Regions from separate parts of the Mus musculus genome. Here regions 1, 3, 4, 5, 6 and 7 are each linked to region 2. A link is a loop called in an ENCODE intact Hi-C map of the cell type or tissue named here. Cell type or tissue: heart. All regions are shown on one strand. Region 1 overlaps Cald1 (caldesmon 1). Region 2 holds the start of Cald1 (caldesmon 1). Region 3 overlaps Tmem140 (transmembrane protein 140). Region 4 has its middle 12 kb from the start of Gm32942. Region 5 holds the start of Cyren (cell cycle regulator of NHEJ). Region 6 overlaps Cald1 (caldesmon 1). Region 7 overlaps Cald1 (caldesmon 1).

Evidence for each region. A loop is a pair of places that touch in the nucleus more often than their neighbours do. Peaks named below come from ENCODE experiments on the same cell type or tissue, not always from the same donor. Only the 100,000 strongest peaks of a DNase experiment are listed, where the experiment ranks them.
Region 1: a loop joins it to region 2, with 8 times the contacts of the local background. A loop is called at or near these places in 4 of 42 quality-filtered maps.
Region 3: a loop joins it to region 2, with 2.7 times the contacts of the local background. A loop is called at or near these places in 3 of 42 quality-filtered maps.
Region 4: it touches region 2 in a loop (2.2-fold over the local background); 6 of 42 quality-filtered maps call a loop at or near these places.
Region 5: it touches region 2 in a loop (2.4-fold over the local background); 3 of 42 quality-filtered maps call a loop at or near these places.
Region 6: it touches region 2 in a loop (4-fold over the local background); 5 of 42 quality-filtered maps call a loop at or near these places.
Region 7: it touches region 2 in a loop (2.1-fold over the local background); 2 of 42 quality-filtered maps call a loop at or near these places.

The regions. Positions count from the first base shown.
Region 1 is chr6:34,687,043-34,691,042 of GRCm38, reverse strand. The region is part of intron 3 of Cald1 (caldesmon 1); the gene reads right to left. Among named protein-coding and RNA genes, the nearest start is that of Gm13861, 35 kb to the right of the region's middle. In heart, a CTCF peak has its summit at 2,081; a DNase peak (open chromatin) is centred at 1,922.
Region 2 is chr6:34,596,791-34,600,790 of GRCm38, reverse strand. It overlaps Cald1 (caldesmon 1), which reads right to left and starts at 2,287. Exons shown (of 14, transcript NM_001347100.1): 1 at 2,126-2,287. In heart, no CTCF peak of the experiment used is centred here; a DNase peak (open chromatin) is centred at 2,300; H3K4me3 peaks cover 2,856 bases; H3K27ac peaks cover 3,862 bases.
Region 3 is chr6:34,863,703-34,867,702 of GRCm38, reverse strand. The region is part of intron 1 of Tmem140 (transmembrane protein 140); the gene reads right to left. Among named protein-coding and RNA genes, the nearest start is that of Tmem140, 2.6 kb to the right of the region's middle. In heart, no CTCF peak of the experiment used is centred here; DNase peaks (open chromatin) are centred at 672, 1,712 and 2,262; H3K27ac peaks cover 2,316 bases.
Region 4 is chr6:34,546,767-34,550,766 of GRCm38, reverse strand. No RefSeq gene overlaps it. Among named protein-coding and RNA genes, the nearest start is that of Gm32942, 12 kb to the right of the region's middle. In heart, a CTCF peak has its summit at 1,560 (motif pointing left); no DNase peak of the experiment used is centred here; H3K27ac peaks cover 1,169 bases.
Region 5 is chr6:34,876,532-34,880,531 of GRCm38, reverse strand. Cyren (cell cycle regulator of NHEJ) reads left to right here and starts at 2,467. Exons shown (of 4, transcript NM_001135611.1): 1 at 2,467-2,632; 2 at 3,761-3,993. The coding sequence starts at 3,848. Wdr91 (WD repeat domain 91) reads left to right here. Exons shown (of 15, transcript NM_001013366.1): 15 at 1-106. In heart, CTCF peaks have their summits at 265 (motif pointing left) and 2,368 (motif pointing right); DNase peaks (open chromatin) are centred at 421, 991, 2,431, 3,591 and 1 weaker place; H3K4me3 peaks cover 1,971 bases; H3K27ac peaks cover 2,310 bases.
Region 6 is chr6:34,752,312-34,756,311 of GRCm38, reverse strand. It overlaps Cald1 (caldesmon 1), which reads right to left. Exons shown (of 14, transcript NM_001347100.1): 6 at 2,724-2,869; 7 at 414-678. Among named protein-coding and RNA genes, the nearest start is that of Gm38787, 22 kb to the right of the region's middle. In heart, a CTCF peak has its summit at 1,604 (motif pointing right); a DNase peak (open chromatin) is centred at 1,631.
Region 7 is chr6:34,707,344-34,711,343 of GRCm38, reverse strand. The region is part of intron 3 of Cald1 (caldesmon 1); the gene reads right to left. Among named protein-coding and RNA genes, the nearest start is that of Gm38787, 23 kb to the left of the region's middle. In heart, no CTCF peak of the experiment used is centred here; DNase peaks (open chromatin) are centred at 1,093, 1,833 and 2,583; H3K4me3 peaks cover 3,024 bases; H3K27ac peaks cover 4,000 bases.

The DNA of each region.
Region 1 (4,000 bases), 90 kb before region 2:
TACCATCTTTGATCATGATACTGCTGAGTGTTCCTTCATTTATATAGAACAGTGGTTCTCAAACTTCCCAGTTCTGTGACCTTTTAAAACAGTTCCTCATGTTGTGGTGACCCCCAACCATGACATTATTTCATTGCCACTTCATAACTGTCATTTTGCTACTGTTATGAATCATAATGTAAATATCTGATATGCGACCCTTGTGAAAGGGTTTTTCAATTCCCAAAGGGGTTACAACCCATAGATTGATAGCTGCTGTTATAGAACATACATACCTATATATCTGTATTTATGTCCTTATGACTTCCAGCTAAGTTTCCTGCTGTGCTGTTATTAGTCCTCATTTACTGGATACATTTTAAAGATATAAAAGATCTCTGTATTAAAGTAGGATAAAACAATGCCTCTGCAAAAGTATGGATCCTTTCCTAAAAGCCTGTGCATCTACAGTCAGCACTAAGTCCAGGAAGATGCAGAGGAAGTGACACAGAAGCAGGTGGCTGCAGTTTTGTGATGATGAGCATGATGCCCTGAGAACATCAGAGATGCCAGGGGAGAGTGAGAGGTGGGGGAGGGGAGGGAGGGAGGGAGGGAAAGAGAGAGGAAGGGAGGGAGAGGGAGGGAAAGAGAGAGGAAGGGGGGGAGGGAGGGAGGGAGAGAGAGAGAGGAAGGGAGGGGGAGGGAGGGAGGGAGGGAAAGAGAGAGGAAGGGAGGGGGAGGGAGGGAGAGAGAGAGAGGAAGGGAGGGGGAGGGAGGGAGGGAGGGAAAGAGAGAGGAAGGGAGGGGGAGGGAGGGAGAGAGAGAGAGAGAGGAAGGGAGGGGGAGGGAGGGAGGGAGGGAAAGAGAGAGGAAGGGAGGGGGAGGGAGAGAGAGAGGAAGGGAGGGGGGAGGGAGGGAAGGAGAGAGAGAGAGAGAGAGAGAGAGAGAGAGAGAGAGAGAGAGAGAGAGAGAGAGAAGAGAGAGAATGCAAAAAACCCAGAAACAGAAAGAGTAGCAGAATAGATGTGGGCAGCTGTTTGTTCCCATGAGGCTAACAAAAGTAAATATTTATTTATTTACACATTCATTTGCTCAAACAGGCAATTGATTAAAATGCCATTGAGCTTGAAATGTATACAAATAATGCCTTTTGCTTAGAAACATCACATTAAGATTTTTCTCTGGTTATGCACAGATCCCCTTCTGCCAACCGAAACGTCTTTCTTATGCTTTTGGTCAAGATCTCTCTAATCTAATATGGTCTTCCTGACTCCTGGCACACTATCCCTACAGGTGACTGTTGGTCTCTACAGGTCTGGGCAGAACCTTGCACTTTATAGATACTCTTTCTATATGTATATGTGCATTTGTTATAGCACTTCATTTATTTATCCAGTTTTGTGGTGCTGGAGATTGAACCTAAAGCCTGAGTATGATGGTCAAGTATTCCAACCCCGAGAAAATTACCCAGTCCTCTGCCCCGAACAGAGCATAGAGCAAAAGAGATGCCTGATAAAATGTGTTGAGAACAAACGAATGCATCTGTAGCCTTGACCCTTGGACCAACTTTATCTGCATTGACTCTACTGCCATTCCGAAGCTGGCATGGCTTCTTTTTATTCTCCATATCCAGATGACAGTTAATTCTTCCCCTGCCTGGCCCTAGGTATATTTTATAGGGCCTTAGAACTGTCTTTTAAAAAAAATGTAAGATTCTGTATTACGTATTTGATTTCAAATCAAGCAATATCTGACTTATTGCAAACAGAAGTAGACAATTCCAAAAGCAAGAGGAAATGACCTCTGATTCCCTTGAGAAAGCACTCATTCCTGTGACAAAGGAAGCCAGGGTCTGGCGTTAAAGGAAGAGGAAGGGACTTGCCTAAGGTCTTACATGCCCTTTGTCCTCAGATCTGAACTATGATTTTTAGATAGCCCTGGATTCCTGGTTTGGCCATCTGTTTCCTGGACACACCCTGAACTTGCCATGGAATCTTGCTGGACCATAAAGTCTAACTTTCACTACTGCCATAAATGATCATTTTACCAAATGCTGATGGAGGTTGACCTAATTCCAGCACAGCAGACCTATACAGTGCCCCTTGAGACACAAACAGGTAAAATCAGTACAAACATAGGGCCATTGTTAAGAACAAGCAGAAATGTAGACAGAAGTGTTGGTTAAGCAATATTTGAATAAAGATGCATGTATTTGTTTTAGGTTATTAATGGCGCCTAATTAAGCTTTGGCATACAGGCTTTTTTACAACCAACACTAACAGAAGATAAATCCTTGTTCACACATCACCACCACCCTGGGAAGCATGAACGGAGCAGCTGTGTGGCCAGTTCTTAGAGTTCTGGCTATGAGAAAATGAAGCTTATTCACCCTACGTCGCAGCCTGGCTTAAACCACTGTGAGATGCTTCTCACTGCCTGTTGGTGTAGAACTCCATCTAACGAGGTGCACACTCTGCTCTGCCATCCCTCTAGCCCCAGCGTTCTTCAGGGTTACTCCTCTGCTCATCTGCTTTCTGTACTCTTGTTTCCTATGAGTCTTTGAGATACAGAAGTGTCTGCTGATCACCTTCGTTTCTCCCATCTCTGTTCAGACACTTCGTCTTGATCAGTCCTCGGTAGGCATTTGCTGGGTAGATTGAGAACTCAAGAATCCAGGAGAATCCCAAGGCCAGTAGCACTGAATTAGGCAGAGGAAGTAGAGGTGTGTTCCTCCTGTCTAGGTGGTGTCCACAAGTCTTCAATGTCCTCTCAATTTCAGGTCTGCTCCTTCCCTAGGTCTTCTCTGTCTCTCTGCTATGTTGCTCCCTGTGATGTTTCCATTATGCCCTTATGATCTCTTACTCTCTCATATGAGCTTTTGGGGGGTGGGGGAGGATATGACTTCAGCTTTTTTTATTGGCAATGGGTTTGTCCCAATGGACCTATCTTATACGATTTTCTCTTCTTTCTGAATAAAAATCCAAGTTTCCTGTCTTCTAACATCTGGGGGGAAATCCCCATGTTGATGTGGTTTCTACCTGAAATTCAACACTATGACCATGACCACCAAGAATAGAGTCTTCTCACCTTTCTCCACTGGAGACGAGGCCGAGACTTTTCTTGACGATGCCTGATAAACATGCATGGAGAATGGATGAAGGCATCTGCAGCTCTGAGCCTTGGAAGCGCTCTATTTTAGGTTAACTTACTATAATAATTCGGAACTGGAGCTTACAGTCTTCAGACTGAGTTGTCCCTGCTCCTGACAGGTTTGCTGATTGCCACGTGGGATCTCTTTCCTCCCTCCGACTGCTCTGATTCAGGCTCTCACGACTGTATGCTTGATGCCAAGTCTCTAAATCTCAGTCCACCGTAACTAACCGTTACCACCACACTCTCATCCCTAGTGAGGGTCCTAAGATGCCCTTCCTCTCAAGCTCCCTGCAGCAGATTCTTTCTCCCTGGAGCTTTGCTTGTCTCGTTTTCACACCTAGTCAGCCTCTCCTACCCCACTCTGTCATTTCTACTGATAAACTGTATTCCTTGCAGTAATTTTAGGTTCAAAGAAAAGTTGAGTGGAAATGGCAAGTCTTCCATGCTGCCCTGTCCCCTCCCCTCCCCAGTTGCAGCCGCAGCCTCTGCCATTATCAGCATCCCATACACAGTGCTGTACTTGTGACTGTGGATAATGTAGGTACACACATGTCATTCCACTTTGATTCCATAATTTGCATTGAGTTCCAGCGCAGTGGCACGCATCTGCCATCATACTATCTCATGGGTGGTTTTGCGGGTCTAACATCCTGTGCTCTGCCTGTGTGCTCCTCCCTCCCTCCCTCCTGTCCAGCTCCTGGCAACCACCGGTCCTTTGGTCATTTCCTTAGTTTTGTATGCTTTAAATTTTTAATTATTAACTATTATTTTAAAGTCGGATAGATACATTTTCTATGTTGGATGCATTCCCCTCTGTCCCTCCCTCCTTTTATTTTATTGACGCTCTGTTTTAGACAGCTTCCGTTTT
Region 2 (4,000 bases):
CCTGTCTCTTCATCTTCTCTCTCTCTCTCTCTCTCTCTCTCTCTCTCTCTCTCTCTCTCTCTCTGAGGTGTAAAAATAAATCACATGCCTAATGCAATCTTCAATTTGGATGCTTTAAACTGCACATTCTGTTGCCTTTCAAAAATGCTAACAACCCCACACTTAGCCTGTAAACTGGTTAAGTACATACATTCTTCACGTGTTCTAAGATCTATTCTTTTCTGCAATTCTTTTTTCACCCAGAGCTTCTCCTATGTTTTTCATTAGATGGTTTTAATGGAATCAAAGTTCCCAGGCTGTGGCTTCACAGAGCTCAACTTACCTCCCTATTAGGGGAAAGCTCTCCCAGATTGTTCTTCACCGGGAGAAAGTAGCATCAAGAACTGCCTGACAGTCACCATGAACTGAAGCCCCTCACTCTGTGTTAGGAGAACACACTCGGTATTATTCCAGAAAATGTTATTTTGTAGTGATTGGGGGTGGGGAGCATGTGAGGGGGATGGGAGAAACTGGTCATAGAGAAAATGAACTTTCAGCCACTCCAGGATGTTGGCTTCAAAGTGGAATTTATCCTCAAATCCAAGATTATAGATTTCCTTCCAAACTGCATTCCCTTCGTGGTTTAGAGAATACTTGAGAAAGAAATTGCTTTCCATGTTTTCATTGACATTAACCCCACCACCACCACCACCCCCCCGTACAAAGTTTGGAACTTGATGTCTTTGGAGGAGGGACAGTAGTCGAGCAGAGCAAACGATTGCCTGCAGCCTTCCCCTCACACTTACACACTTCCTCAGAGACATTCCAGGGAAAGAAACTCACAGGGCAGTCTGTTCTCACGTGTCACTTCTCAAGAAATCCCCACCCTTCTAAACACAAGGATTCCTTAGCAAGTCCCAACCTCAAGGCATCGCAGTCTATGGCAAACATAAATGGAAGCAGCCACCTGGGAACGCTAGAGCTTACTATGAGTATTATTATTTAACTGCTCAGACTTACTCTTCTTCTGCAGGGCACCTTGTCTTCAGTAAGTTCTAGTTCTCGTGTCTGGTTTTGCCTAACACTAAGGGACTGTGCTGCTTCCATTTACAGCCCCACGCGCAGAGCCTCGTTGCCAGCAGGGATCTGGGAATACCAAGCTCTTTGCTCTCTGTTTCTGACCATGGATTGCCATGGCACTGAAATTCCCCCACCCTTTACAATCGGCTCTTTCTAAAAGGAATTACCGACTACTACCAACTTGCGCTACTGACTGAGATGCCCAAATACGTCTGTTTGGAAATAAGAGCTCCTTTCCTTCCTTTCTGGAACGTTCCTCCAGCTCCTATCTTTTCAGACCCTCGGGGGGCATACTTTCCAACAGAAATGAAGATTTCTCAAGAAATATTTTGGTAGGCAGTTACCCATGATTTCTACACACACGCCCACTCATGCACACATTCTCTTGCTGCTCCGGTTTATAGAAAACAAACAGGGCAGGCATCTTCTATTTCAGCAAATAACAGATGAGCGGCACTCGCTGAGTTGGTGCTAGTGGTAGAACTCTGACCTTATTTCTTTACATCTCTGAAATCCCACTTCTAAAATCCTGGTAGCAGAGTAAGAGGAACCCATTACTTAGCTTAAAATTAGCTTAAAACAAAAACCCAAACCCACAACAAAACAAAACAAACATTCTTTGTCTTAACAACGTAAAAAGCCGTTGATGTTATTTTTTTAATTAAAACCTGAATCCTCTTTAAATGTCTGCTGACCAAAGATGGGAAAGAAACTGCTAAAGGGACAGAATCCTCTCACAGCTGCTGGCCTGAGGATTCCGGGTACAGACCACATCCCCCTTGGAACAAAAGCGCATCCTGGGCAAACGCGCTGGTGCTCCCTGATCCTGTCACCAGGAGATGACACCGTTTGTGCCATCTCTATAAACAAAACTTGAAGTTTCATCACATTGACCTTCTGGGAACAGGTCAGGAAGTCCAGGCGCTGGCTTTGAGAATTTACGTGGTCTGTTGCCTGCCTTGAAAGATTTTGCATATCCAGCAGCCTTAGCCAGGAATGTTGCCTGAAACCTGTAGAGCAGCCCCAGCTTCCCTGAAGGCGGAGAAAGAAAGACTTTGTCTCTTACCTCTAGGGCAGCAACTTCTTCCCAAGGAGGGATGTCCTGCTGTCTGAAAGCAGGGATTCCTTTAAGCAACCCAGCAAGAGAGCAAGCAGGCAGGCAGGCAGGCAGGCAGCCTAATGCACACTGCTCTATTCAATAAAACTGCAGACCGCCCTTCCTTGGCCCCTCCCAGAAGTCCATGCTAAGTGAACACATACCCCCTATGTTTACAGTCAGCAGGCGGTGGTATGCATTGTCCTGTAGTTTTTCTAATAGGCAGCCAATGACGACACCCTAGCCAAGGTGATGCTGTCTGCCCGTGCAGATGCCTGTCATTCCCTAGGCATGCTCAGGATATCACTCATCAGAAAAACCAAGTCCTAAAAAGCTTGAAACCGTGAGCAGGCTGCCAAAACCAGCCGGCTCCATGCCCTTTTTTGGTTATCCTAAGCAGGGCCTCCTGGAAGCAGATCCATTGTCAGGAACAATCATAAGAAACGTTAATCTTGGAGAAAGAGGCTGTCTTGTAGAACACAAATAGAGCTTTAAAAAGAAAGTACAGTCCACGAGACAATAAGTGGACAGTTAGACACACTTACAGGGGTGAGGCTGGGGGTGGGAGGAGACATTTTAGTCGAAGAAGCCGTAATAGTGTATTTCTTTGCAAAGCAGTTTCATTATAAAAATAAATTTACATTATTATACGAGTTAAAAATCTGAAGTGGATAAGAAGCAGGGCGGCTGGCTGCACAGGCTAAGTTCTAGCCTAGAATATGTCTATGTGTGTTATGGGAACAACTGACAAAAAGTATAAATAAAATGTATCAGTCTTTTTAGTACATAATGTTGGCCAGGAAAAAAAAAAAAGGTGAGGCCAGAAGCTAGCAGATAGAGTCCTAGGCTTAAGAGAGAGCTTTATTGGCATTTCCTACCAACACCCATCTTCCTTTCTTTCTTCTGTCTTGGCAACAAGGAGATTGTACTAGAAATGTGTAAAAACAAATGTGCAGAGAAGGACATAGAGAGATCCAGGACCTGCTTTGGGGCAGGTATAGATAGACACATATGCTCTCACAGGTGACACAGATGTCCTAGAACATTCTAGAAAGCCAGTGATAGGGGAGCCCTGAAAGATGCTGAGTTACAATGCAGGTCACTGGCCCACACATGCATCCAATTGTGGTCTTGTAGTCTTTGGAACTCATTCAGTCGGTACTTAGCTTTTAAAAAAAATGGAATACTTACTGTTTGTCAGACCTGGGGCTTAGCACGAAATCCATGTTTCATTACTGATACTGTCTCATCACCGACCAAGAAGTTTTAAATATTTCCCCTGGCTAATTACAAGTCCAGAAGCTTAATCAACACATGCAGTCTGACTGAAAAAGCCTTTCTCTATTAATGATGATCTGACAAAGAAGCTGTCTCTATTCAGGAAACAGCCCCCGCCCTTTGTGCTTCCTTGAGAATGCTTGGGAAGCAGTCGGTCCACATGGGTGAGTTTCTTCTCCAGCCCCCAGTTATTAACCAGTCACCCAGAAGTGTCTACATGGACCCCCTACACTTCTTAGGGAGGTAACTTACCTCCTCTGTGTTTCTTGCTTTCTTCTACTAAACAGCTCTAAAAAAAAGTTACAGCAAAGACTACAGGGTCCAGGGAGAGTTGGACTTAAAGCATCCTTGAACCAGAACTGAGAGAGTACTTTCCCAGACACACAAGATAAATAACTTGTTGGTGGGAACCACACTGTTAATGTTGCATTTCAAGTTCACTGTAGCTCAACCAGGTGAGCACAGCCATGTTCAAAATTGTTCTTTTGGGAAACCTCTTTCTGATCCCAGATAAATGATTTGAAAATAAACTTTTTGGATCATAGCCAGTTTGGCAGCTGGGGAAAC
Region 3 (4,000 bases), 270 kb before region 2:
TTGTGTTCTAATGACGTCCCCATGAACTTTGTCTTCTCTACCTCGGCTAGCCCCACAGAACAAACCTATGCTTTGTTGTTGTTGTTTCTATACTATGCAGAGGATTGAAGTTCCTCCACAGAAAGTCCCCACAGCCGGTGTTCCCTCTCCAGAAACACACCTAGATGGCTAACATCTGATTCCTTCATTGGCAAGCCTCTGCCTGGCAGGCGTTCGTGGGCCGTGAGCGAGTTCCCAAGTAGGGTGAGGATCCGCTGCTACTCCGGAGCTCTTGTCTCTTGGGTGACATTAAAAATGCTCCGGCCTTCTTTTTGTTTCTTTAGCAGACGACCCCTCCAATTGTCACTACACACCCTGCCTCAGACTTCCAGTCCTCTTGCTGTCTCCTCCTCAGTCGCCACAGTGGCCTCCCTGGTATTTTCTGGAAACCTAAGACAAGCTGAAGACTCCTGCCATTGTTTCCAACCCACTCCCCTTTCAGGTCTCTGCTCAAATGACTGCCTGGGATTAGACTCACCTTCCTTGCTTACCACTGGGGAAACTGCAATGCCCTTCTCTTCCGTGAGCCCTGCCTGGCATCTCATCCCTGCTCATCAGCACGTCTGACTGTCTGACAGAAGGCACTCCGCTTACCCCATCCTCCAGGCGTCTGGACCTCCAGGGCAACAAAGGCTTTGTCTGTTGTTGAGTTTGCTTTGCTTTCCTTTGTTCTCTGTGTAGACAGATGAGGTCTGACAACAGCCTTGGGCGTGTCAGTCTTTCTTTAGGAATGTGATCCACCTTATTTTTTTGAGACAGGGCCCAGAGATCACCCATTAGGCGAGGCTGGCTGGCCAGTGAGCCCTAGGGCTCCATCTGGCTCTGCCTCCCAAGTGCAGGGGTTACAAGCGCAGGCCAGCGTTCTCAGCTGTTTATGTGGATACTGAATGTCAAACTCAGGTCCTTACAACTGCATGGCAAACACTTTCCCAACTATGTCAGCTCCTTACTTATGTTCAGTTTTCCCTCCTTCCCTCCCCACTTCCCTCCCCCCTCCCTCCCCACCTCGCTCTTGCTCTCTCTCTCTCTCTAACTCTTTCTGTGTATGTATGTATGTATGTATGATCTATCTAAATTTTTTCTGTTCTGTCCTTAATACCCAAGGCTGCTCCTGGCATCTAGAATGCACTCAACAAACATTCCCTGGATGGCAGGCATGGTTGATTGGCTGTCAGTGGCAGCACATGTCACACATCACAGCACACACAACTTCTCATAAGTTCCTTCCTCTTTCTTTTTTTTTTTTTTTTTTCACTTGCTTCACTGTCCTCTGGTTGTTAAAAAAAATTACTCCCACAACACCTGGGTTCAAGTCCCTCTCCTGTCACTACAGTCTCTGGGTCTGCATGGGACTTTGGGAGACAGAGTTGGTATTTCTGTGGTTGAACCAGTTCTGGGCACATGCTAAGTGCACGTGTGTCCTGTGATCATGAGGCTGAGGCAGCGATTTATGGGGAGAAGAGTAAGGTGGAGGCTGAGGGTGGTCGTGTGAGCAGTGAGGGAAGGCAGAACAATAGGCTCTGACAGGCTGCAGGGAGAACAAGTTTGCCCATTTCCTTGTCAGAGAGGCCGCTGGCCTCCTGTAACTGTGTTTAAGATTAGTGTCTGTGGCTTAGGTGTGGCTCTCAGGGAATAGACAGGAAGGAGAATGGGAAATGTGTCGTGCTTCCTTTGGCAGAAACATGAGCCCATGTCCTAGTTTCTCAAGACAGGGCTAGGGCAGTGCTGTGGCCTGGGTGTGGTTAGTAGTGTAGGTGGCCTCTATGGAATGCTGGAATGTTTGCGTTCACCATCAGTCTGCTGTGTAAATAAAAACAGCTTGGCCAGCAGAGATAGGACTGTACCAGGGCACTGTGACAGAAAGCCAGAAGCATGGTCCAGGCTAAGGCGTGGACAGCAAGAGTTGAAGTAACTGTTTAAATGGCTCCTTTAATATTAACTTTGTATTTGTTCCAATGTTTTGCTGCTTATTGGCATTGGGTAACAGATAACCTAGCAAGGAACAAAGGTTACAGAAACTTTGAAGACAAAAAAGCACCCTTAAAGATGAGTCCCACCTCTGTCTCTCTGTATTGGTAGGTCTCCCAGCATGCTTAGAGGCAGCCGACTCCTGGGCTGAGGACCAGGCTTCCCAGGACCTGGTTCTGCTCTTGAGCTCTGCCGCTCTTCCCTGCAGTTCTGAGGAGGGAACTGTGCCATCCCCTTCCCAGGCTAGGATTTCATCTCCTGACCCCACTAATGATGCATTTGGGAGGTCCCTGAGCCAGGAGCCCTGGAGAATCAAAGACACGAGGAACAAACAACATTCCCCTGACCCCGACTTCCCCCGCAGATAAGCTTGTGCTCCACTTGGAAGACATACACTACATAGAGTTTTAAGAAGATAATTTTGAAAAGATTTAGGGAGGATCTAAACAAGGCTAAGTGAGGGGGAGAGAAACCAGCAGGAATAATGGTTCCATATCACAGGGCTGGGGAACAGCCATACACATACTGGAGATACTAGGTTTAAGGCCTAGTTTCCATTAGCTATAGCTAGCTGATGCTAAACTGGCTTGTTATTAACAAGCCAAAAAAAAAAAAAAAAAAAAAAAAAAGCTCTGAACTATTTTAGGACATTATGCCATATGCCAAAATAAATTTCACATGGATTCAAGAATGAACCAATATAAAATAAGATCTAGAAAAAAATAAACTCTGATTTATGAATAAGAAAGTACGTTCTGAACTTAAAAGCACATCAAAACTACAAGGAAAACTATAGATTTAGCTATTTTTTTAAAAAAATGGAAATTTCTGTGCACTAGTAAAAACAATACAGAATTAAAAGTCAATGAGCATGGAGAATATCTGCCAAAAATGTGAGATGATAATACACACAATGTATGGAATGTTCATGCAAACATCAAGAAAAACACTGCGCTGTGTGAAACGGGATTCGGTAATACAAACAATTCACAGAAGAATGAACCTAGCAAGAAAAAAAAGATCTGTGTTTTTCCAGTGCCTCCAAGGTACGCTGGGTAACCTTCTTCTCCCTAAAGACTGTAGCTAGCATCCTCAGTGACACTCCAGATGCCAAGACTGGCTTCCTAACATGGTGACTCTGACTCTAAGGTTTGTGTTTTTGGCCAAATGACCCACTTTTACCGCCTTACCCCTAGGCAGTATCATAGAAAGGATGGAGTACTACAATGTCAGGCATAACGGAGGTCAGTTGTGTGTTAGAATGGAGAAGCAGCTTTTAGGAGCCAATTCAAAAGCACAGGGGTGGTCAAGGCATCCCTAGACAGGTGCACAGGAGAGAGAGGAGGCCATGGGTGGTCAAGGCATCCCTAGACAGATGCACAGGAGAGGAGAGGCCACGGGTGGTCAAGGCATCCCCAGACAGGTGCACAGGAGAGAGGAGAGGTGGAGAAAATCAGTCCTGTGGTGTTTCCCAGTGAAGGCCACATTAAAATGTTCCCAGAATTACGTGCTGTTGGTGAAAAGTGAGATTATAGAGCAAGCCACCATAGCCTTAGTAATTCGATAATGTGGGGACTAAAATAGCAGCTTAGAAAACGGGATGTGTGAGGCCTTGCTCCAGGCGCTGACTCTCAGACCTGCGATTAGGAAGACCCAGAGAGGAGGAAATACTGAAAACACACTTCAGCTGTCTCTGAAAGATTTCCCCCCACCCCCCCGTTTTTTTTTTTTTTTCTTTTCTCTCCTATCCAACAACTTGATTTTACAGATTAAAGAAGTGTAATGGGAGTTATTAATCAGCCAGAAAAGATAAGAAAGGAAAGAAAAGAAAAGAAAAGAAAAGAAAAGGAAAGAAAATAAAAGAAAAAGAAAAAGAAAGACCTGTTTCAAGGGACAATCCCCCCTCCATGAGTTTCCTTTGGGGGCTGATATCAGGTCTTAAAATCTTTTATGTCCTATAATTCTCTTTTGGACAAGAACACAGATCTTTTCT
Region 4 (4,000 bases), 50 kb after region 2:
TTTTGCTAATTGCACACTAATCCCTTTGTCAGCCATTTCTCTGCTTTCTGACATTTTTAATATTTGTGGCCAGTGCTGTCTGAACATTTATCAAAAGGATTTCTGGAAGCAAACAATGTCTACAGTTTTAGATGTGCTTGCTACTCTGTGTGATGTAACGAGAGCTCAGGCTCTGTGGCTCCACCCAAGGACGTAAACTAATAGTTCCTCCCACTGTGTCCACACAGAATATACTACCCACCCACTAGTCACCCACTAGCCACCCACTAGTCACCTACCAGTCACCCACTAGCCACCCACTAGTCATTCACTAGCCACCCACTAGCCACCCACCAGCCACCCACTAGCCACCCACTAGCCACCCACCAGCCACCCACTAGCCACCCACTCGTCCCTTTGAGGCCAGGTGGATGAGCAGATCGAGTTTTAGTGTCTTAGTCCTCCTGTTAAGTTGTCTTATCTTATTTAAAACCAAATAACAGGCAAGTTGTTGGCAAAGAGAAACTACAATCAGCTTATTTTAAACAAAGAGGTAAAAATACAAAACGTTATTCTGAAAGAGAACCTGGCTCTCACCTCGAGCAGCCACTGGTCTCACCTGGTACTCCTCAGGCAGATGACTCCAGTCTCTGTCCCTGTTTCTTTGTGGGTCTGATCACTTTCTGTCTGCCTCTTTCAAAGACTCCCAAGACTATATTCTAGATAATCCACCTAGATATCCCAGGATGGGCTCATCTTGGGGTTCTTAAGACAATTACAACCATTATTGGGGCTGGGGATAACATTTACAGGTTCCAGGGGTTAGGATTGGATATTCCTTGCACTTGGAAACAAGGTGAGCCTTTTGTGTCTGTTAACATTTTGTTGGATGAGACCAGAGCACAGAGGATCCACATACACTGGGCACCAACTGTTAGAAATAGGAGCACTGCAGAATCTAGAGGTTTGGGTGGGTACTGATATCATACCTGGTCAGGAAACAGGAATAATGAAAATTTGACATAACTCACTCATTTTGAAAATGTTCCTGAGATGTAGGTACAAATTGCAAACGAGGCAAAGTCACCCCTTATTCAGAACAGAGTTTGCATCCTCCCGGCAGTGTGTAGCATGAAAAGAGCTGGGCTAAACCTACGGATTAGTTCCACGGAGGAGAGAGGAACTGAGGAGATGACTGTCAACGTCTTTAGTGAGGTTCAAAAAATATTGGACTAAGGTAAGATTCCACCCAACAAAAGAAAGATTAGATTCAGGGTCTCAGGCAAAGCCGGAGAGGGTCATCCACCTGGCACCCAGACCAGGACAACAAACAGAAAAACCTAACCTCATCCTCGAAAAGGGAGGCCCGGGGGTGGGGGTTCAGCTGCGTCCTTAACCCCCAAGATTTGCTGGAACTGCAGACAGAAGGATACAGAAGCCAGAAGCCTGGGTGACCACAAGATCCTGACTATAGATATATTGATACTTCTCTATGTGTGGTGACTGATAAATGTCCTCAGAACCATCCATCCAGGCAGAGAAGGGGAAAGGTGAGAAAGCCAGCATGTTGAGCGCCCCCTGGAGGCCAGGCACACCTTCATGCTGAAGCATCACAGAGCTTTCAATTTTCTTTTTTTGCCCTTCCTCCTTTGGCACCTGGCTATGTCCATTTAACAAGGAGGGAAACTGAGGCATAGAGGGCCTGAGGATCTGGGGAGGCAGTATTGTACAGAAGAAAATCATGGTCCCTGGAGTCAGCTGAGGCTGATTTAGAGAGCTGCCGACAGCATGATTTAACCAAGTCACTTCAACACGTTACCATAAAAATAAAGCAAACTTGTACTGCATACGTAGCACTAACATTAACCCAGGCCTGCAGTAGGTGTGCAGTCCTTACAGTTATTTTCCTTTCTTCGTGCAAGGCCACAGAGTCACCGTGCAGCTCTGGGAGCTGGAGCTAGCCCTTCCTCCTGATGAGCCCAACCCCCCATGCGACTACATTCCTGACTTCCTGGGTGCGCATCCCAAGTCCCTTTCTCTACGGCCTTTCCCAGCAATGCCGGTCCTCCTATCCAAGAAATGAGCAGATGGTTCCTAAACAAGGCCTTTTTAGGGCTAAAGAGCCGCCTTCCCTGCAGCCTCTTCACTCTCACCCTGGGGGAAATCTAAACATGCTATGGCGAGCAGCTGGAACTCAGCGGCTGGCTGGCCCAGCTATTTCCCAGTGATTTTTCAGGCTCACAAGGGAAACCCTTGAAGGGAATCCCTCTGGCAGCGATGCCCATCCCTTTTATGGACACATTCTCTCTGTTACTACAGAGCAAGCCCTGGGCGTAGTTTTGGCATTCAAGAGGCCACAGATCTACTGGTTTTGTCCAAAAGGCAGGCATGCTCATCTGAACTCATAGCAGCAGCTTGATGTTAAAAGGTCTGTAGACCCCCTTGAGTGCCTGCTCTTTCACAGCTTTTCTCAGATTTAACAACTAGTAGGACACAGACACTAAGAGGATCTTTCTGTTTCCCAAATGAGTTTACTATCTCTAAATTGGGCTGGCTCACCCACAGCATGATTGAGGCTTTGGAGCATCGCTTGCATGGTTGAATGGTCAGCATCAGCCCTAGCCTCCACCCATCATGTGCCAATAACATGGCTCAACCCTATCCCCAAAGTTAGAACTTTCAAAAATATCTCCAAATATGCCTCCCGTCACCCACGAGACAATGCTGTTCCGGTCTAAGGGTCTTTATACAGACCATACATGAGGTTTAGTACTGGTTTGAGCTTGCAGTTTTCTAAACATTGTTAATGAATCAAATGGGAAATGTGTGTGTGTGTGTGTGTGTGTGTGTGTGTGTGTGTGTGTGTGTGTGTGTGTATGGGGGGATGTTTGTTAGTTTTATGTCACCTTGACACTAGCTAGAGTCATTTGGGGAAAAGGACTTTATTAATAGAGAAAATGTCTTCATAGGATTGGCCTACAGATCAAGATGTAGAACTCTCAGGTCCTTCTCCAGCACCATGTCTGCCTGTATGCTACCATGCTTTCTGCCATGATAGACTAAACCTCTGAAACTGTAAGCCAGCTTCAAGTAAATGCTTTCCTTGAAAGAGATGCTGTTTTCATGATGTCTCTTCACAGCAATAAAACCCCTAAGACAGTCATGTTTTTTATCACAGCAATGGAAAACTAAGACAATAGGTTTCAAGTATACTGGTTTTGAGAGCTCACCATCTTACTTCTAACTTAATATCACTACAAGAGGACCAATGAAAGACCCCAAGCCATCTTGACCCTTAATGGATCATAAGATAAAATTTTCCTAAAATATTAAAAGCTCAGGCCTATATACAGAAACTCAGCATGTTCTAAATGAACTTTACATATGTGACCTCACTTGTTCCTTGTTATAACTATGCAAATGTTAGAGTTTGGAACTCAAATGTTACCCCATGTGTTAAAGGGTTGATTGTCAATTTATGCTGCTATTAAGGGGCGGTAGTGGAGGTATGACCTTTAAGAGTGGTGGGGTCTGTCTAGTATAAAAAGTTAGGTCATGTTCTTATAAGGAATATTGAGATCTCTCTCTCTCTCTCTCTCTCTCTCTCTCTCTCTGCCATCATGATGTGCTGCCATGAACACAGCAGAGAAAACAATCATGGATTGAAAACATAACCCAAAATAAATCTGTCTCCTTTTAAGTTGTTTATACTTAAGTGTGTTTTCACAGAAAGCTAACATAAGATGTAGGAGAATACACACACACACACACACACACACACACACACACACATATATATGTGTGTGTATACATATATATTCAGCATGTTATATATATGTGTGTGTGTGTGTGTGTGTGTGTGTGTGTGTGTGACATGACAAGGTAGGTCAATTAATTTATTATGGTCAGTCTGCTGTGGTCTCATACAGTCATGCTTGATGCCCAGAATGTTAGGTGACAGCTAATGTTAGCAATCAACTACTGCCCCTGGCTGGACTGAGTTAGTTTAATGATACTGTTT
Region 5 (4,000 bases), 280 kb before region 2:
CACCCTGTTCGGTCCAAGAGGCATTGACTGTATTTTGTACATAATTGCTTATTTTTCTTATTTAAGGGGAAAAAAAAATCAGAGCAAGGTAATGCTCTTACAGTCACTTGGTGTCTCTTTCTGGACTATGTGAGTCGCCTGGCCCTGGTGATAGCCACAGCTCCCTGCCTTGGTTATTGGATGTCAGCTCTCACTAGCCTCAGCTGCCATGCCTTTCTGGCAGAATCCGGTTATAGTTGAGATGTACACCACAGTGCCCTCTTCTGGTCTCAAGCCGAGATCTGAGTGTCTTCTGCAGAACCTGAAAGCTGGGTAAGGTGCTGGCTAAGAGGCTTCTCAGGACAGCAGGCCTGAGATCTGGGCCCACCTCCAGCTCCTGCACCTTGGGGTCTTGTGGTCCCAGAACTCTCATTTGGTGGCTTCCTCCTCCTTCCATCGTGAAGTCTCTTAGCTTGAATAGTACCAGCTGCCTGCACCTCTGCCTGGCTCAGCTGCATCGGCTGTGCCTGTGCTCTGGTCTCTCACTTGGAAGGAGAGAAAAGCAGGAGTGTTGAGGCCTGGGCTCCCTTCTGGGATGGAAGGAAAAGTGGAAAGCGATATATAGGAAAACCCTATATATCATAGTTACTATTTATTATTGGTGTGCCTGTGTGTGTTGGGTGGGTGGGTGGGGGGTGGGGTGGGATATGCCACAACAAAGATCACAAGACAACTTGGTGTAGACTTAAGTTCTTTCTGTTCATCTTTATGTGTATTTGGGGGATCAAACTCAGGTGGGCAGGCTGCATGGCAAGTGGCTTTCCCCGCTGCGCCATCTCCTGCTCACGTGTTTACCCACGTCCACACTGACATGAAGGGGTCAGTCCGTTCTCTGCCGTGTCTCCACTCCGACTGACACACAGCCTCATCGTCTGCCTCACCCAGCTTTGTGGGCCTGGGTTCCGCCTGAGTCAGGAGCCCGTGATTTAATTTCCTCTGGTTTTCCTGTCTTATGGCGTGCTCTTTCTTCCAGCATGTTCCCCACAACTTGCTGAACCAGTGGTTTTAAGGCTCAGAGACAGAAAGAACATTCCAGAGCTTGTTCCTCCCCAACCCCTCCCAGGAAGAATGCATCCTTCAAAGCGCCTCTTTGGAACCCCTGAGGGCCTTAGTAGGGCTCTGTCCTTTGCTGTCCTTGAGTGAAGGTGTTGTGGGGCACAACCAAGAAGGCAGGTCACACTGCAAACCTTGAGTCACTCTTCTGGGGGCTGAGAACCTCGCCTGGCAGGTGCAAGTCTGCATTTCCCTCCCTGTGCCCTGGGGCCCTGTCTCTGCTGAGCCCCAAACCCATGCCCAGGAGCTCGGTGTGGGGTCTGGAAGTACAGTCACGATTACAGTGCCTGCTGACTAAATGAAGCTGACGGACACTTGTTACTATAGCCAATAAATTTATCTGCCAATTTAAAAATAATAAAACCCATGTGGACTCCAGCACAGGCAAGTCTCCTAGCTTGGTCTTTCCCTCCTGCTGCTGGGGTCTTTGCTGACAACAGGCTCTGTATGCAGCCACACAGGTCTTTAGCCTTATTTGCTGGGTGGCCATGGAGAAGTTTTAAGAGATGTGCAGGGTCGGGAGAGTTATTAAGAATCAAAGGAATCCAAGAATGGAAGGATGCCCTCTCACCCAGCATTAGGCTTGCTTGGCTCACATCAGATGAGGTAGAGGGCCCGCCCTATTTACAGTCAATGAATGCTACTTTCTTGACAGCTAGGGGCTGCCCTCCCAGAAAGGTGGCAGCCTGGCCTGGTTCAAGAGCAGCTAAAATGACTCTAGGGGTCATCTGTGGGATTGGAAGCCATTGGTTTATCCCATTAAGAGTTGGGGCCTTTAATTTCCTGGTCCGAGCTATCAGTTTAGGATTGAGGATTAGCATTAGGGAAAGGCTATGGAGAAACCGTGCTCAATAGGGGAGCTGTGGGTGCCCCAGTCCAGAGTGCGGTGTTGACCTGCTGTTGTAAATCGAACTTGGTCACTCTTGATTTCTCCGTTTGGGGGCAGACAGAATCAGATCTGAGGTTTCCTTTGCTCCAGCGCTCCAGAGAAGAACCTCCCCTGTGAGGGCCTCCTACTGTGTTTTTTTCAGTCGTCTTCCTTGGCTTTTTCCCCAACCACCCAGGTTGCCTTAAAATCATGCATGCGTTTAGCTGAAAGATTCCGGACACCTGGGAGCTAGCTTGGCGCCTCCTCCACTTCTGCAGAGGGAACCTTTCTTTGCTTCCCCTAGTTACTGACTCTGGCCGCTAAGAACCAACGGCTGCGCCTCCGTCACAACAGCTGACAGAAACAGGAGCCTGCGGATGTGACCCGCGGTCTGCAGGGGGCACCCGGGGCCCTAGCGGCCAGCCAGCGCCCGGGTCCGGAGCGCGCACGCCGGGAGCGCGCAGGAGCCGGAAGGGGCGGGCGGTGGGATGCGTGCGCGTCTCGCAGTTCTGAATCCCCGGAACCCACGGGAAGGACCGCAGCGCTGCCCTCCCCTCTTGCCCACGGTTCCATCCTGTCCCCAGGCCCCCGGCTCTGCGCCCTCTGCGGTAGGGAGGGAGTGGCGCGGCCAGCTCCGCGCTAGTGCAGCGACGTCCCGCGTGTGCCTTCTGGGTGAGATTTTCCAGGGACCCAACGGGCCCGACCCGATCAGCGCTGAGCTCCAGAAACCTTGCGGCGGGCAGGACCTGGCTGCTGGCTCGATGGTCGATATCCAGCTTTCTACGACTTTGTGCACGCTAATTCTTAACCACGTCTGTTTCTCGTCTATAAAATGGACATGATACACATGTACTGCCGGGTCTGACTCATTTCTGTACACTGTCACTCACTGGATGGTATTCCTCTTAATCGACTTCTGTTCTGTGGCTGGACAAGTTGTTTGGTTTAAATGAAGTTATAAACAGTCATTCTGGATGAGCCAAAATTGTCTACTGGTGTATGTTGGGGGCAGGGGGAGCACTGCCCATTGAAATGTGTGAATTAGAAAGCCTGGGGGATTTAGTAATTGATATGTTTTGTAAAATGTGGTATGGGAGGGAGGGAGGGGGTGCCTTAAGCGGGCCCAAGCTGAACCCCCTCCTACTCCCAGGTATCAGCCATATGATGGGTCTAGTATAAAAAGAAGTTTATTTGGGGACATGAGAAGGGGGGTTGAGAAGGGAGTAGAGGCAGAGAAAGAGGGGACAGAGAGGGACAGAAAGAGAGAGAGGGACAGAAAGAGAGAAAGGGAACAAAGAAGAGGGAACATGTGGAGAGAGAAGTGGGGAGGGGGGTTCAGAGAGCATGAGAGAGGCCAGATAGTCCTTTTATAGCAAGCCAGGTTTGTACCTGGCTGTTGCTAGGTAGTTGAGTGGAGCCTAGAAGGAACGTTAGCATGCTAACAGTAACCAAATCACAGTAGAGGTGAGAAGTTTGTGACATAGATGGAGATGGACGATTGGGCCAGAATCCCCTTTCTTCCTTCCTTTGGGCTGTAGAAATGACAGGAAAGCATTTCTTGTTGCTGCAACTGCCTGTGTGGGGCACAGAGCAGGGGAGGGGCTACAGATATCTGTCTGCAGGCCCCATGTCCTATCTGCTGCTAGTCCTCCATGTGACACAGTGTACATGGCTTGGCCTTCTGGGCTCTGCTCACCTCTGGGTCACCTCAGGTCTGCCCTACACTGACTAGTAATTACTGCTGGTAAGTTGGAAGAGCGTTGACTTACTAGAATCTACTGACTTGGTTCCTCCTTGTAGGCATTGAAGATCGGCACCCACTGGGGTCAGATGAGCCTGGTGTGACAAGAGAGTGTGAGTTTTGGTCCTGTTCTAGAGAAGCAAGCCATGGAAACCCTAAAATCCAAGACCAAAACGAGGGTCCTCCCCTCTTGGATGACAGCCCCTGTGGATGAGAGAAAGGTTGTATCAGTGAAGACAGCCACAAGGAAGCAGACAGCCGCCTGGGCCCAGAGAGTGGGGGCAGCAACAAGGTAGCTA
Region 6 (4,000 bases), 160 kb before region 2:
TGCTAAGTTTATCATCATAATAAATTATTATTATTACTATTATTGTTGTTGTTGTTGTTATGTTATTGTGTGGCAGGGTCTCCTGTAACTCAGGCTAGCCTTGAGCTCGATGTGTAGTGAGGACCACCCTGAACTCCTGATTCTTCCCCACCTCCCGAGGATTGTAGAAGTACTCCATCACTTGGGTATATGCACTGCTCTGGATTGAACCCAGAGTCTTCTTTGTGCATGCTGGAATGAGCACTCTACTGACGGAACTACCAGGTTTGTTACTGCCCCAGAGTCCATACTCCGAAGAGCAGCAGGGAGCTTCCTTGAGGGGCTGGTCCTCTTTAGGCTACAAGGTCGTGAGCCATGCACTTAAGGACGTGGGGGCAGGCAGGTTTCCCCCGGCCGGGCCACGCAGCCCTTACCTCCTCCCTAGCTTTTCGATCAGCCTCCTCCTGCTTTCTTCTCTGCTCCTCTTCCTCCAGGACCTTCCTTCTCTCTTCCCTCTTTTTCTTCAGCTCTTCCAGCTCCAAGGCTGCCTCCTGTTGCTTCTGTTTGAGTTTTTCAAACTCTTCGTTCTCCGTCTCCCCGCGGCGTCGGCGCAGCTCCTCCAGCCTCTTGCCGGCTTCCACTTGTGGGGCACCTTCAGCTTCCTTGTCCCCACTGGCCCGGCCTCCTGAACGGCTGGGGCTGAGGGAGGAGGAAAGGAAAGGCAGTTACTTGGTTCTGTCTTGCAGCCCCCGTTGGAAGGAAGGGGGCGGGTGTATGCCTGCAGGTGCTAAAGCCAGGCACCTGATCCGCACACCAGTCCTGGGGGGTGGTTGGGGGATCTTCGTGGAATATAAATACTCTCTTCTAGGGCAAAGTAAAAATGGTGCACCTAATGTGGAAAAAAAAAATCCCATATCTGTGCAATACTGACTTCCATTTAAACACTTCTTAACTCATAGTGAGTCCAACACAGGAATCCCACCCCAGACACCTTCGACAGGGACAGATGAAGCCCCGCTGTTTAACATTTACTCTGTGTGATGGATGGCACAAAGCTTCTGGCTACGGAGCTAGAGAATTAAAACAAGAAGGGGATTGAGGGTTCAGTGTACAGAGCTCATCTTGACTATACACCTCATGCTTTGGACACTTTGGAATATAATGCCTCCTCTAAGATAGGCCTTTCAGGTTTCAGGTAAAAAAAATCATCAATTTAGTAGATTTAAAAAGTGGGAAAAAATGAAGTGCATTGTGTAGAGAAAAATATAGTACCATATTTTGAAACAACTTTTTTTTTTTTAGCTGTAATGTGTATGTGTATGTACATATATATATATTTTTGTGTGTGTGGGTAAGGGTCATGATATAAAGTCAGTGTGTTTACTTGAGCTGAGGCTATAAAGTATAAACATATTTCATCTAGGTTCTTGATGGTTAAAGAGGAACTCTCATTTTGAACTCGAACGAGGTTAAAGGGTTTCTTACAAACCTGCATTGCTCTCTCAGTGCTACAGGGTCCCAAGCCTGTGACTCCTCTCAGTGAGGCTCTTTGCAGTTTTGGTACACTAGTTTTTGCTCTTTCTAAGATCATGAGGTGTGGATGAGAAAATGGACTCATCTCTGGGATCCACTAGGTGTCGCTCGGTCTTTATATAATCAAAGTGTCTGTCCTGAGACTCTGGTACAACCAGTCAGGCAGAGGCAAACTTCACATCAGGAAGTGCAGGCTTAGATTCCCTGGGATGGAAAGCTGGCTACACAGCACGGTCGTGCATAGTGCAAGGCCAATTTAAAATATACATTTCTGATTACATTAAGTTATATGTATATTGTCTGATCCTGTGTGTCTATCTATCGTGAGTATTCCATACATGGAAAAATGTCTGGAATAAATGTTACTTTTGAACAAAATTAAAAATAAAACAAAACTAAGAATCAAGTCAACTTTCGCCCAAACAGGAGTAAGACTGGCTATTCTGCCTCTACCTGTACAGGCTGGTAGGCTTACAACATAGGGTGGTATATGGTAATACCTTCCGGAAAGTCCTGTCATGCCTTTTGCTTTTGTAGATTTAAGGCAAATCAGACACAAGGCATACAGCTTGCTTTTAGCTCAGCTGGTAATCTGTTAAGTCTCTCTCTCTCTCTCTCCCTCTCTCTCTCTCTTGTGTGTGCATGTGTATGTATGTATGTGTGTATACAGTTCAAAAAAAATGGGAAAGTAAAAACAGGTGTCCCCCTTGGTTCCCTTGCAAATTTCCAGAGGGCTCTTAACATCCTATGGTAATGAGCTGTGATTTGCCTTAATCTAATGTGCCCCAAGTTTTTGGACCACAGACTAATACTCACTTACAACCTTTATAAAAACGAACAGAGGAAGGTTTGTAGGAAATAGTCTGAACCATACACACAAGGCATGAACCAATGATATTAATCCCAGTTATGATATTTCTTAATCCACTGGTACCACGTAAGTGTATTAGGTTAAAACATGGGCACTAAGCATTATAGTTCTCGCTATTAAAAAAAAAAGAAAAAGAAAAAGGAAATAGAAGAGAATTAAGCTGTGGTTGAGCAATGAGTGCTGGTCTACTGTCAGTGACAGGGTATCTTTAAGTCAATGGCCAATGACCTCCAAACAGAAGAATGCCATCTGCTTAGCTCCTTTCTGTCCAGAGGCACATGATGAAGAGACCCATTCTCCCTCCCACGTATGCGGAGATTCTTAGATAGTCACGCCTTACCTGAAAGCATTCTCGGTTTGTTTAAGTTTGTGGGTCATGAATTCTCCATTCTGCGCCTTCACTTCTGTAAATCCTTTCTTTCTATCCAAGAAGCTCTTGACTTCTTCTTTGGGCTCTTTGTCCTTTTTAATCTTCTCATCTTTGATCTAACCAAGGATACATATCAAGAAGAGAGATAACTATAAACATCGTACTAGGTTTTAGCTGTTTTTAATGACTTTTAAGGAAGTCATTAGATTTGAGGTAGAGCAACCATCCAGAACATGATATAGAAACAAAATCAAGAAGATCAATAGAGAGTAAGTCATGGCTCTTTGGCCTGTGAGACAGACTTAGACTGTAACGTTAGAAAGTCAAGATCCTCTGCTGATCTCACTGGGGTTTTCATTTGTGGGGGCAGCACTGTTGCTGTTTTTAGAAGCTATCTAGTCCTGGGAACTCCACCTAAGATTAGTTGCTTGCAGTTCCCACTAGGAAGAACACTTACAGGTCATTTTGATGGAAGAGTGGCAATGTAGCTTGGCCAAGTTTCTTCTTAGCTAAAGGGAGCATCTTTGATCAAAGCCTAATAAGGAAGAAGTAAGAGGAAAGCCAGCAGGTGGTCCAGATCTGCCATTTCTGGTGCTTTGGTCAAATTTGAATGGTGTCCCAAGGAGGTAATAAAACCTAACTTTTAGAACCGTGTCTGAAGCCACATAAATCACTAAAATTAGCAGGGGACAGGGATAGTTCTAGTGTACACACTGATTGATATCCATTGGCAGGAAAGATTTAGACCTCCAGAAGTGGGTTTGTGATCATTGCAGATAACAGAAGAAAGGCTATCTGGAGGGAAAGTGGACCTAAGTATTTTTGTGGTTGTTGTGTGGTAAATTCTTCGTGGTAGATAAGACACATTATTTCAAAATGGCTTTTGAGATGGGCAGAGAGTTCAGATTACTATCTCATCCATTCTTAAAACATGAGCAGGAGAGAGTGACCGCCACTGTTCTGAGATAGTCGTAAAGAGCTAGTGCTCAGCAGAAATATTTGGAAGAGGAAAGGTAGACCATGAGAAAACAAGGCTTCTAGGATGTCCATAACTGTCTCTCTTTACCTGACCACTCATTGCTTTCCAGCGACTCTTGACACCCTCTGGACATTTACTCCTAAAAGGCATGTTTTACAAGGTAGAATGGCAGTGTTACGGACTACCTTTTATAGCCCTTTGCCTGATAATCTTCCTTAAATGGTATTAAATCACCATGGATGGACTACTCACCAACACTGCTCCAGTG
Region 7 (4,000 bases), 110 kb before region 2:
ATTACAGAAGTGAGCTCTGTTCTCACAGATGAAGGCAGCCTGAGATAGGGACTGGATGGACAGAGCCTGGGGCCAGGGACCAGATGGACGGAAACCTCCATCATCCAGGTGCTAGGCCAGGAAGTCAGGAAGTGACAGAGTAGAAATGAGAGAAGCATGGAGAAAGTCAATTGCTAGAACTATAGGCTGGATGGTGAGAGCCAGACCCAGGTGTGAAAGGGAGGCTGGTGGGGAGGGGAGGGGAAGGGAGGAGAGGGGAGGGAGAGAGGCCTTTCCCTAGCATTCCAGGCTCTGCTGCCGAGCGGGATCTGGACAAGGCCTTTCCCTCCATAGGCCTCCACTTCATCATCTGAAATAAAGGCATCAGGAAAGATCAGTGGTGCCTGGGCTTTTCTATGGAGATCTAGGATCCGAAGGAAGCTTTAGGACGGACAGATGGGAGCTGGGTTGGAGGTAGGAAGGAGAGTGGGGCGGAAGATACCCAATGGGCTATGATGAGACAATATGATGGGGATTCAGAGCTTTAGTTCAAACTCACCAGACACCCCTGTTACACAATAGGACTCCTTAAAAGGTTTTTTTTTTTTTTTAAAGTTTAACAAGCACTGAATTGTATAGACCATCTCCCAGGTCCCCCTGAACTTTCCCATTTGAGTGACCAACTTCAAAAAACCAAAACAACAACAACAAAACCTGGTTAACCAAAAACCGCTGCAAACACTGTGGGTGTGAAGGTCTCTCATTTTCTAGGACCCCACCAAGCTCCTCTGCTTATTTGACCAACGGTTGCACAAGCTCTGGGGCAACTGGACCCAGTGACCGTGATCCTGAATGAAAGCCAAAACTCTCAGAAATGGGAACGACTCTCCAAAAGGCCATCTGGTGCCCCTCACTCCTCCACACTACCTTTGCCCAGGACGCATTAAGGTTTTCAAACCTCACAGACACTACTGCGAAAAAAGGCCTCCTCTGCTCAGGGAACAGAGGAGCCCCATCCTTGCGGGCTGTTGTCTGGCTTTGGTAAGCTTAGTTATCCCTCTGGGCTCTGTGTCTGTAGAAAGACAGCATCACCCCCAAAGGGTCCCAGAGGCCCCGCTCACTTTCACATTCCAGAATTCCACGTTTCTAAAGCCGCAGAACCCTCGTGTTATCTGAACAGCCCCCCTGATCAATAGCATATGCTTTGAGGCTTGTTATGGCCCAGGCAGATGGTCAGTATGCTGAGGGCTCTGGGCTGTTTACTTTACGGATTGGGCAACTGTGGCTTAGTGAAATCTCTGCGCCCTGCAAAGGATGACTTTGAGGCAGAGAGCTCGGGTCTAAATTAACAGCAGATCTTTAGCAGCACAATACCCTGTGGCCTGCATTTGGAAGAAAGAAACCCAGGTCCTAGGTAAAACCCCTGTTGCTAAGGCACCAGGAAGATGGAAATGAAGAAAACCAGAAAGCCAGTGACTCCAGACCAAACCCGCAGCTGAAACTACAAAGTTTTTACACACTCCTGCCTTCCTCTCGCTCTCTCTCTCCCTCCTTGCTCTTTCTTTTCCCCACTCCCAGAATTAAAAAAAATTCTTTTGTTGGAGAGGAAAAAAAAAGAGAGAGAAAGAAAGAAAAGAGAAATCAAAGAGGCAAAGGGCAGAACTCACTGAGAGAGTGTGGCCAGGCAGCGCCTTCCCTGGGACCCGGATCCGCTAAGCATGTCCGCAGCTGGTCTGGGCAGGAGTGACTGAGGTAGGGGACCTGGCGCCTGGAGGTCAGAGTGTGGGCTGGGCCAGCACACGGGCCATATTATCTGTGGCCGAAATGCGCTGAGCAGGATGCGCCTGCCTTCCCTTTGTGTTAACACTTGGGTCTGTCCCTGTGACGAAAGTCTGGGCTTGTCCTCAGCCAAATCTACTCCTCCCCACCCTTCCCCTCCACACAGGATCATCTGAGAGCTGATTGTTATTTTTTACTGTAATCTCCCTAATAGAAGCCCATCAGATTTAGACCTGAACGATACAGAGCACTTGGGGAGTTGCAGGCTCTAAATTGCTGGGCTGTAGGGGCTAGGATGACGGGGAACGATCACAATGAAGACTTTATAAGCTTGACTCAGAGAAATCAATCACTAATGTGTGAGAGGGTAATAAGTCGAACTGGGGAAAGCTGAGGCAGTGCGCAGCCTTTGGGAAACAGTGGCCCCTGCTTGTACTCACAGCCCAGTTCTGACATGATGAACAGAATTCAGCCCACCAAAAAGTTCATCGGCTGCCATTCTCAGGCCCTCATCCTGTGCTCTGTTCTCAATTAGCATTGGTGTAGGTGGCTTCCAAAGCAAACAGTTCCCACTGAGAAATCAAATCTGAAAAACTCCCCTCATCCCTTTTATCCAGGAAAAGGAGCATGACAGAAAAATGCAAACCACACACAAAGGCGGAAGAGTTCAGGGTCTTGCTCCGTGATGGGCTGGACCTTACAGCGTGTCTAGTGTTTGCACTCCCCTGAGAGAGGAGGGCAGTCGTCTGCCTGGGCGCTTGCCAGAGCAGCAGGCCCTTCTGCATCGGTGGCACTATGATGGTGATCTCATCGCCAAGCGCTGGTCACCAACAGCTTGGAACACCGCCAAATTCCAGCCCCTGAGGAAAGGAGCGGTGTTGACTATATCTGGAGATGACACCCCATCTTGGCTTGTGTTATGCATACATTTCCTCATCTCTGATAGCAATAGAGGCCCTGGTGTTGGAGGGTCCAACTTTCTATCAAATCAGAACAACTCTGGTCCCTGCCCCATAGGGTCCAGGTACTCCTTGGGTAAATAGCAGAAGCAATTGTCCTAGGGGGCCTTGGTGGAGAATGGAAGAGATCTCTGATGGACAGCTTTGTGCCACACAGAGATAAGAACAGAGCTTTTAAAAACTCCAATCAGTGCCAGAGAGCAGATCTACCTAACTCCCTTCATACTCCCTTGAAGCAGCTTTAATTCATTTGAGCTAAGTCTCCTCATTCCACATAGCTAGACAACGTTTTTCCCTGCTTAACCCCTATGCTGTCGCCAGTGCCACAGTTGCTAAGTATGAGTCAGTAAATGCCAAATGTAATTATTTCTACACGTGTATCCTGTGGACTGCGTGGATTATCACTCAACCTATTAACTGGAGGGCAGAAGACACTGAAACAACCTGAGATGTGGCTGTCTTTACACAACATGACTGGCTTCAGGCTTCAGGATCATCTCATTTTCTCTCCAGAGATGGACTGTAAAATGTATACCAAGATGACCTGCTGCCTTTCCTTCCTACCAAATGTTACTTTGTTCTCTTTTATTGCTTATAGAATTCCGGGACTTGCTGTTGGAGGCAAAACAGTTCCCCTCTCTCAAGATTCCACGCCCTACTCTCTAATCCTCAGAACACGACAATATGTTATCTTCCGTGTCTGCCTCTTTCCAAGTTAGTTTACAGATGTGATTCAAGAGTGGGTGTGGAAAAGAGGGGATTGCCCTGGTATATCAAAGTGTGTTCTGTCTAATCACATGAGGCTTAAAAACAGAAGGCTTTCTGCCTGAGCTCACAGGGAGCTAGGCCTGTTGGAGAAAGGGAAGAGAAGCCAGGCTGTGGAGGAAGGAGAGCAAAAGCCCAGGAATGTGATGCCTCTGGGCCCCGTGCAGGAGCCAGGAAATGAATTCCCCCTTACAGCCTCCAAAGAGAATGCTGTGAGCCACCACCTAGATTAGAGCCTGTTGGGATGTGTGTCAGAAGTCTAAAGGCCTGGGGATAGGTACGTCTGCAATGCTGAAAGCCAGCACACCAGTAGCTATTTGCTACAGAAGTAAAACACAGAAAACTGGCCTGACTGATGAATGAGCTTTATAAATCTTATAAAATGAATACATTTTACCTCTTGATTCTTCCCATCCCTACACACTCTAGTTCTGAGGAGTGGCAAATATAGTTCTGACACACCCAGAACAGGTTTATAAAATACAGTAGCCTAGAGATTTAAAAAAAAAAGTGATTCT